Regions from separate parts of the Mus musculus genome. Here region 1 is linked to region 2. The links are chromatin loops, found by intact Hi-C in ENCODE. Cell type or tissue: heart. All regions are shown on one strand. Each heading gives the region's core, and the rest is flanking DNA. Links, peaks and the distances in the headings are about the cores only. Region 1 overlaps Pced1b (PC-esterase domain containing 1B). Region 2 has its middle 38 kb from the start of Gm41394.

The links. Hi-C counts contacts between places; a loop is a spot of excess contacts. Peaks named below come from ENCODE experiments on the same cell type or tissue, not always from the same donor. Only the 100,000 strongest peaks of a DNase experiment are listed, where the experiment ranks them.
Region 1: it touches region 2 in a loop (2.0-fold over the local background); 1 of 42 quality-filtered maps calls a loop at or near these places.

Annotation. Positions count from the first base shown.
Region 1 is chr15:97,371,836-97,376,224 of GRCm38, forward strand. It overlaps Pced1b (PC-esterase domain containing 1B), which reads left to right. Exons shown (of 6, transcript NM_172293.4): 5 at 2,121-2,314. Among named protein-coding and RNA genes, the nearest start is that of Gm33325, 17 kb to the left of the region's middle. In heart, for the core only: no CTCF peak of the experiment used is centred there; a DNase peak (open chromatin) is centred at 2,116; H3K4me3 peaks cover 829 bases; H3K27ac peaks cover 1,499 bases.
Region 2 is chr15:97,579,843-97,584,231 of GRCm38, forward strand. No RefSeq gene overlaps it. Among named protein-coding and RNA genes, the nearest start is that of Gm41394, 38 kb to the right of the region's middle. In heart, for the core only: no CTCF peak of the experiment used is centred there; DNase peaks (open chromatin) are centred at 1,089 and 2,069; H3K4me3 peaks cover 433 bases; H3K27ac peaks cover 246 bases.

The DNA.
Region 1 (4,389 bases), core at 225-4,224, 210 kb before region 2:
TCATAACTCATTAGTAAAGAAACAAGACCCTGAACAAAGCATACAGGGGGAATTCAGGACTGCCCTGGGACCCTTTGTTATTTGTGCTGAAGACAGGGTCTCCTCTATAGCTCAGGCTGGCCTGTGTACTGAGAATTTTGTTTTATTTTGGGGTTTTGATCCCCCTTTTTCTTTTTTATTTATTTATTTGTTTATTTTAATTAGGTATTTTCTTCATTTACATTTCAAATGCTATCCCAAAAGTCCCCCATACCCTTCCCCCCTTGTTTTTTTCTTTTCTTTTATTAGATATTTTCTTTATTTACATTTCAAATGTTACCCCCTTTCCTGGTTTCCCCTCCAAAAACCCCCATCGTCTTCCCCCTCCCCCTGCTCACCAACCCACTCACTCCCACTTCCTGACCCTGGCATTCCCCCACACTGTAGCATAGAACCTTCACAGGACCAAGGGCCTCTCCTTCCATTGATGACCGACTAGGCCATCCTCTGCTATATATGCGACTAGAGCCTTGAGTCCCACCATGTGTTTTCTTTGGTTGGTGGTTTAGTCTCAGGGAGCTCTGGGGGTACTGGCTAGTTCATATTGTTGTTCCTATGTTTGTTTAACACAGAAATATTATAAGAATATGTTTTGTTTTGATCCCAGGTGTGGGATACGGAGCTGCTTCAGACTGTGCACAGCAGCTCGCTGTGACTTACCTCGTGCACTGGCAGGGAGGGGGGTGATTTTGCCAGCTGCAGATCGTTTGATAGTTTTTTTGCCAGTGTGTGACCGTTTGGAACTCTGGGAATTAATCAAAGGATGTATAAACACGAGAGCCCCAGTAGAAGGGCTGGTCGACTGGTGGTTAGATGATAGTTGTATGCAAAAAGAGGAAAGAAGAAATTAGATCAATTGACAGCGAAGATCAAACTTGCCCCAAGGAACGCCCCTAACCAGCAGGAAGTAGTCTAAGGCCATTGTAGACTACTTTCCCCTCCACCCCTTTTTCTCTCCCACCTAGAGATTCTGGGGTTGAAAGGGTAGAAGAAGGGGTTTGGAGAAGGGTGGAAGAAAAAGGAGCCCACTAAGTAGACAAAAGTTGGGTTACAGGCCTGGGCTTTGTGTAGATCCAGCTACTGCCCTCCCGAGTGCTGGGATTGTGAGCTTGGGCCTACACTGGTCTCACTGCAGAGTGTTTCTTGTTCCACACTTTCTACTGTTTATTGTGATGGAAGTTAGAAGCTGAGGCTGGAGCTCAGAGGGAGACAGGGCAGGGCCGGAGTTTTACACACAGACATACAAAGGAGCACACAAAACAGTAACTTCAATTCTAAGGCTTGCTCTGAAGTGTTTAGAACACCTACTAAAAAGCCACTATTTTTTTAAAGCTGTTTTTGTTGTTTTTTTAAGTTTCTCTTCTCCTAGGTTGATTTTTTTTTTTTTTTTTCTGATTCATTTCCTCCTTCTTTCATCTCAGTATTAGTAGGAGGTGAGAGTCCCTCCCCCCCACAATGAGATCATCCCAAGCAGAACCCAAGGCCAGAGCTTATCTGCTAAATCAGAGGCCCTTTCTTTCACAGCAGATGACAGCTTCCAGTGGGAGTCTGCGAGAGGGAGTCGAAGGGACCGCCGGGCTGACTCTGACCTTTCCCGCATTTACCTGGCTCCCGGTCACAGCTCTGACTTTTTCTGGACTCCCTTGGGCCTATATCCCGACTCCCAGCTGGGGGGGGGGGGGGGGAGGGCAGTCCTTCCCCCCTACCGAGCTTCGTGCAGACCGAGAGGGAGGCTGGGTTAAAAGCAGAGCCTCCCCCTCCCCCAACACAGGATGAAGGCTACTAAATGAGAAGGGAGAAATCTCTCATCTCCCCAAATCTCTCCCCTCAACTTCTCTTTCCCACGCCGAATGCTTTCTGCTTCGTATTCGCCACACCGGCATAGTAAAAACGGAGGACCCAAACTCTTAAGAGAACACAAAGGGTCACATTTAAATTACTGAGAAAGGCAACATAAAAATGAATTCAGAGCCAACCCACCACGTCAGGTCTCGTCCACGTTAACGGCGCAGTCTTAAAACTTAGGTCATTATTGTTCCTAAAGCAAGAGAGCAAACGTTGTATCCTGTCATTTGCCCCAGAGGCCACCGGAAATGGCATCACCTCCCCAGACACTGCCTTGTGAAAGTTGCAGCACCCAGCGCTGAACTTATTTACCCCGAAGACAGAGCCTGGGCCATTCTGATCTACAGCCAGGAAAGGACTCTATCTAGGGAAGGATCTAGAATCAACAGAGAGTCACCTTTTTTAAAAAAGTCACCAGTGGTTTCCATAAGTAAGTACTCCCCAGCTTTCTGTTTTCAGTTTTGTTTTTTTTTTTTTTTTCTTTCGCTAATGGGTCTCTTGTAGCCCAGGCTATCTTCCTCCTTCTCCTCCCCCTCCTCCTCCCTATGTAACTGAGGAAGAAAGATCTTGGGAGATTCCCCATTCTCTTTTAAATATACATTTAAATTTTCAGATCGATCATCATTTCTCAGATCTCTACTGTAAGGAGTCAATGAGCAGGTGGGGGGGGGGAGGGATGGGAAACTCCAGGCACCAGACTTGGTGGCACCAAAGGACAAGCTGTTAGTTATGTGGTCTACACTGGTAAACAATTAAACACCTTAAAGAAGAAAAGAAAAAGATACAGAAAAACAGCCAGTTCCACGTTGAAGAGAAAAGGAGGTGCGGTATCTATTTATTGTCTATGCAATCCTGTCTGTTGTGATTGACCACAGAGGCTCGGCACCCCAGCCCTGCTTCCCATGAGCCTGTGGCTGTGAAGCAGGGAGCCCATTCCCTGTCAACCTTGATCTTTGAATGTGTAAAAAAGAAAAGCACCTGTTTCTTAGGCTTCTTACGAGGAACACAAGGGTAAGCAAGTTAAATCACTTAAAGGTCGCCAGAGGAGCCTGAAACAATGTTACCAGGTTGGTGTTGCTAAACCCTGGCTGAAATGCTTCATTTCACCGCAAGTAATAAGGCTAATTAGTTATTACGTTATTACGAACCAGAGAAGCTCCTTACCTGCTTTGTGTCCTTGTGGAAGCGTTTAAAGCTGTGTGCAAAATAGTTTTCCTGGCCGAGAATAACCAGGAGGGAGACCACATGCATATTTTTCTTTCTAGATAATTTTACTTCCTTCTTTTCCTTTTAACAAATCTGTATAGCTGAGTTAAAAGCTCAGGTTTTGAAACTATATATATATATAAAAATAATTGTTTTGGTTTTTTTTTTTTTCCCCGAGACAGGGTTTCTCTGTATAGCCCTGGCTATCCTGGAGCTCACTTTGTAGACCAGGCTGGCCTCGAACTCAGAAATCCGCCCGTCTCTGCCTCCCGAGTGCTGGGATTAAAGGCGTGTGCCACCACGCCCGGCAATATAATTTTTTTTTAACCCAAAGAAAGGAAACCTAAGCCCCAATCTTATCTAATTCATCAGAAGACTTCTTGCTATCTATAGCAGGCCAGCCAGTTCTGGCTTTTGCCAGCTGAGCAGTCTTGGGCTATTTTGCATAGCTTCTGTTGATTTCTCTGTAAGTAGACTAAGTTTTCTCTGTAAGTAGACTAAGTTTTCACCTCACCGGCCTGTGAGGACCCACTGTGAATGTCCGATGTGAGGAGGCATAGGGTGATGGATGGGCAAGCCAGGGCACATCAGAGGAGACCTGGACCAGAGGACTCCTGAGACCAGCTGGCATGTGGAGGCAGGGGGAACCTGAGTGAGGACAGCCTGCAGGACAGGGCGAGTTAACTCAAGTAGCAAACCAAGCATTAAGGAGGAAGGAGACAGCTGTCTGAAGGACAAAGGAAGAATCTCTGACAAAACTGATCTTAAACAGATCCTGTGTTTGATCCCAGATGATCGGGGACACACACACCACCACCACCACCACCACCACCCCAAAAATTAGTCATGTAAACTATGGTAAACCAGAAGCAAAAACCGAATACTACTCACCTCCTGAAAATGTTGCAAAATCCTAAAGCATATTTTCAATATGCATGTAGTTCTACCTTACATATATAATGAGAGAATGTATACCCATATGTTATCTACTATGTTGATTAATATTATTAACGTGGAATCTGTTACACAGTATATAATGAAAATGCACAGGTTTTATGTAACATGAGTCAGACCCTGGGTTGAATCCTTAGCACTCCCAATAAAGTAGAAATAAATAGAAATAGTTGAGTTGAGCTAGCATTGTAAGGATTTGGATGTTTCGAGAATAGTGGGAAAAGCCATTTATGAAAAATAAAAATGACTCGAGCCAGCCTTGGGGAAGGAGTTTCCTTCCACCCAGTCATATATTTCCATGCAGAAGTGAAGTTCTGAACACCAAGAGCAGACATTCCAGTCCAC
Region 2 (4,389 bases), core at 316-4,315:
TTCAACTAAGTGGGGACATTCTCACTCAAACCCCCACAGGGCTCCACTTGCTCAGTTTCCCAACTGCAGGGCCTTGAGCGCTTTAAATGGTCTGAGCTTGTGGGAGAGGACGCTGCCTCTGCTTAGAGGGTCAGCTGTGACTGTAGTAGGGAGCTGTTCTGCATCAACCTGGCCCAGCCCCCATCGGCCCTGCCATCAGCCCCTCCGTTCGTCTCTGCAGCAGCACTCCGCAACTAGCTTCCTTTACATCCCCAGTGATACATTTATTCCTTGCCGATTCAAGTGACTTCTTTCACATTATCTGGGCAGAAAGTTAGAGCTTGTCTCTTATGTTCTTTGTAAGCGCTCTCATGGTGTCACTGTGGTCTACTGTGTCAGCAGCAATTGCAAGGGTGACAACAGTGGTAATGGTGATGGTGATGGTGGTGGTGGTGATGGTGATGGTGATGAGAGTGGTGGTGGTGGTGGTGGTGGTGGTGGTGGTGGTGGTGGTAGTGGCGTGATGGTGATGGTGATAATGATACCCCAACTTTATACGTGAGGAAACTCTTGCTAAAAGGGTTAGGTCACTGATTCAGTGTCACATAAAGAAGTCGTCGAGACATAATTTAAAGAGGCACAACACTAAAATTAACTGCTAAACTGTAGCTGTCCAGCAGCCACAGAGAACTGGGTACACCTGAAAAGGAGGGAGGCGAGGTGGAAGACCTCATCCTAGGTTGGAAAGACTCCACCCTAGCTGGGTGAGCAGAAAGACCAACTGTGGCAAACCATTAAGATCTGATTAGCCTGCTCAGGGCTGGGGGAAGGGCACACTAAACTGCTGTTTCTCCCATACCAGAAGAATAAACCTCTTTCCGGGAGGGGGTGTGTGGGATGTTTTAAAAAGAAACAAAGAAACTTACTATAGGGATCTACGTGCAAGACTTCTAGGAGAACTAAAAAGTAAGTCCATTATTTGAGTCTCCTGTCCCAGTGCTAAGTGCCGAGCTCAGGAAGCAGCTGAGCAGAGGTCACAGAACCCTGGAAGTCATCGTTGACGTCAGGGCTGCTCCAGCCCCAACTCAGAGACTACAGCAGACACAAAGTCTAGGAGACACTGGAAAGTTCACATCCTCTGAAGCCAAGTGTGACTGTCACCCACCCCTGATGCCAGGGTGGACAGCTCCACTCTCTCTGTCTCCCAAACATCTCAACCAAATCTAAACCACGCTGTTATAGTCAGCTTCGGTTGTCAACATGGCTCAGTTGGAAGGAGGGAACCTCTCTCTGCTGAGGAATTGCCTCCACCAGATTGGCCAGTGGTCATGTCTGTGAGACATTTTCTTAATTGTTACTTAATGTCCACTGTGGACAGGGTCATCCCTGGACAGGTGATCTGGGCTGTATAAGAAGGTTAGCTGAGGCTGGGCAATGGTGGCGCATGCCTTTAATTCCAGCACTTGGGAGGCAGAGGCAGGTGGATTTCTGAGTTCAAAGTCAGCCTGGTCTACAGAGTGAATTCCAGGATAGCCAGGGCTACTCAGAGAAACCCTATCTCAAAAATCGAAGGAGGAGGAGGGGGAGGAGGAGGAGGAGGAGAAAGTTAGTTGAGCAAGCCATGGGAGCCAGCCAGTAAGCAGCGTTCCCCCAGTCTCTGATTCAGTTCCTGCCTCCAGGTTTCTGTTTGAGCTCCTGCTCCGGCTTCCTTGAACTCTGTACTCTAACCTGTAAGACGTGATCAATCCTTTCTTCCCCCAAGTTACTTTTGGTCAGTGCTCTAATCACGGCAACAGAAAAACAAACAAACAAACAAAACAAACTAACAAACAAAACCCAAAGAAGAGCAACAGAGTCTGGGAAATGTAAGTCCCAGGCTTGCAGCCCCCGTGGTACAGGAGCAAGCATTAAAAGGTAGGAACAGCGGCCCAATCGGGTGTGCTTCCAGAGAAGGTGTGGCTGCTGACCTCCGGGTCCGCGCTAACAGTCTCCACCTGCTGGTAGACACGTGCTGGTGCAGGCCAGGTCCTTATCCTACCAAGCCGGGTCCCTGTGATGCTGAGTCACCGCGGCCAGCAAGTTCTGAATGACTGTGTTCCCTCTTGGGAGTGCTCTCCCAGCTTGGGAGGAAATCTCCCTGGCTCTGAGGAAATCCGTTGCCATACTGAGGAGAGAATCCATTAGTTGCTAAGGAAAGAGAATGTGGCCTCGTGGACCGCTGGACCCTGGTGGTTTGATCCTGTGGCTGGGGCCATGAGCCTCAGGCATGTGACTAAGTCTCTGGTTCTCGCTAGATTCCTGTGTGTAAAATCCTCTGACTTGACTCTCAGCTCCTTGCAGCCAGCCTGGCCAGCACCTGCGGCTACATACTTAGAATCTCTCAGCCCTGACCACAGAAAATCCACGCGAGAAGCACCTGTGTTGCTTTGTGGCCGGCAACATCTAATCTACGTCAGGGCAGGGAGAGATTTACCCATGACAAGGAAGGGCAAAGAGCCTGCAGTCAGCTACTATGGCCAGAAGAGCATTCCAGCCACTGGCTTTACCGCATCGTTCACCTTATTTCTCTAGCAGGAGCTCCAGTTGATATGAACATTGTATTGATCAAAATCCTAACAACCATGCCTTGGTCCCCTGCAAGTTCAGCTATGTATTTGACCTGCTGACTCTTAGTTTTTAAAGGATTTCAACACACACACACACACACACACACACACACACACACACACACACTTTTTTTCCCCCTGTTTAAGACACCTGAAGAAAATTGTTTTTCTTGCCTTACTTTAACACAGATGACCGGATCTCATGCCACCATCTGCTCTCTGTCTCAAGGCTGTGCTCACCTGTCCAGCAGTGGGTGACTCCACTGTATGTGCCAGCAGTACTCACGGGATGAGCACTGGGGAGCACCACCTACAGACGAAGGATGAGGATGAAGAGGAGGTGATGAGATCAAAGACAGGGAAAGAACAGATGGTGGCGACAGAGAAGAGCAGGACAGAAGACAAAACCCTCAGTGACAGCCACCTGGCCCAAGAGCCGTGGACTCATGGGTGGAACATTTGACTTTGGCAGGTCATGGTTCTCAGAGGTCAGAGGTCAGCCCTGCTGGTGTTGAAAGGGTTGGGTTATTACAAATTCTGTTTCTCCCTTTCCATGCAAGGACAATCATGTCCTACCTGTCCATCTAGCAATGTCCTTGTCCTGATAGATCTCAGGGTAGCAACAGAATAACAGGGGTGCAGAGCTCCCCAGAGAGGCCCCTGGGTCCACGCCAAGACCTGCCCCTCCATCAGACTCAGCTCTGGGGAACGGAGCATGCTGTAAAGGCCATTTAGGCAGAGGTGAATGCAGAGGACCCAGCCGGGTCAGAAACATGATCTGGCTTCTGATTTGACGCCTGCCCGAGTTAGCTTCTGCAGTAGGAAACTGCCTAGATAGAGGTCTGAGAGGGCCCACACCCGCGTACCACGAGCATAATGAGGCAGAGCTGGGAGAGACGGTCCATCTCCTTACTTAAGGCTTAGGTGCGCCTTTTTCTTTGTAAGTGATACATTATTTTATCATGGAAAAATTGGAAATTTGGCATCTGCCTGTCTGTCTTTTTCTCATACCCTGCTGGGCCCTAGCTGTCTGCCCTCTGTGCCCATACTTTCTGATTTGTTTGTTTGTTTGTTTGTTTGTTTGTTTTGTTTTCCAAGACAGGGTTTTTCTGTATAGCCCTGGCTGTCCTGGAACTCACTCTGTAGACCAGGCTAGCCTCGAACTCAGATATCCACCTGCCTCTGCCTCCCAAGTGCTGGGAGTAAAGGCATGCACCACCACTGCCTGGCATACTTTCTGATTTTACCTGTATTAATGACTAACCTTCTTTACCCATTTTCACATTAAATATCCAGTGTATTTTGGCATTTTTATATTCTGTTGGTATTGACTAAAGACAAGGTACAGGGGGCTGCATATCATTTAGCACATGTGACCCCACTCTAAAGCTCTCCCCTGACCTGTCCCCAGCCTCCTGCCCCACCCAGAATGCATTCACTGCTTCTCTGAACCCTTACAAGCCAGCCCATCCTGCTGAGCTCAGAAGTCCTGAGTTCTAACCATAGCCTGTCTACTGCAACATCTTCTCAGCAGTACGTGCACCACAGAGAACCACGGGCCATCTCCGAAGGGCTGGAAATGTCTCCACCGCTTTGGATTTCCAGTCATCTTAGAGTAAGAGTTAACAGCAGTTGACTTTGGTGTTCTCTGCCCATGCCACACTTCAGACGTTTTTAGAAATGTGGGGAAATGAGGAGCTAGATCTGCCGTGATAATTACCTGAAGCTCACTTAGCAACATGGGAGAAGCACTTGCGCATGCGCATGCGTATGTGCATATGCGTGTCTTTCTGCTCCGGCCTCA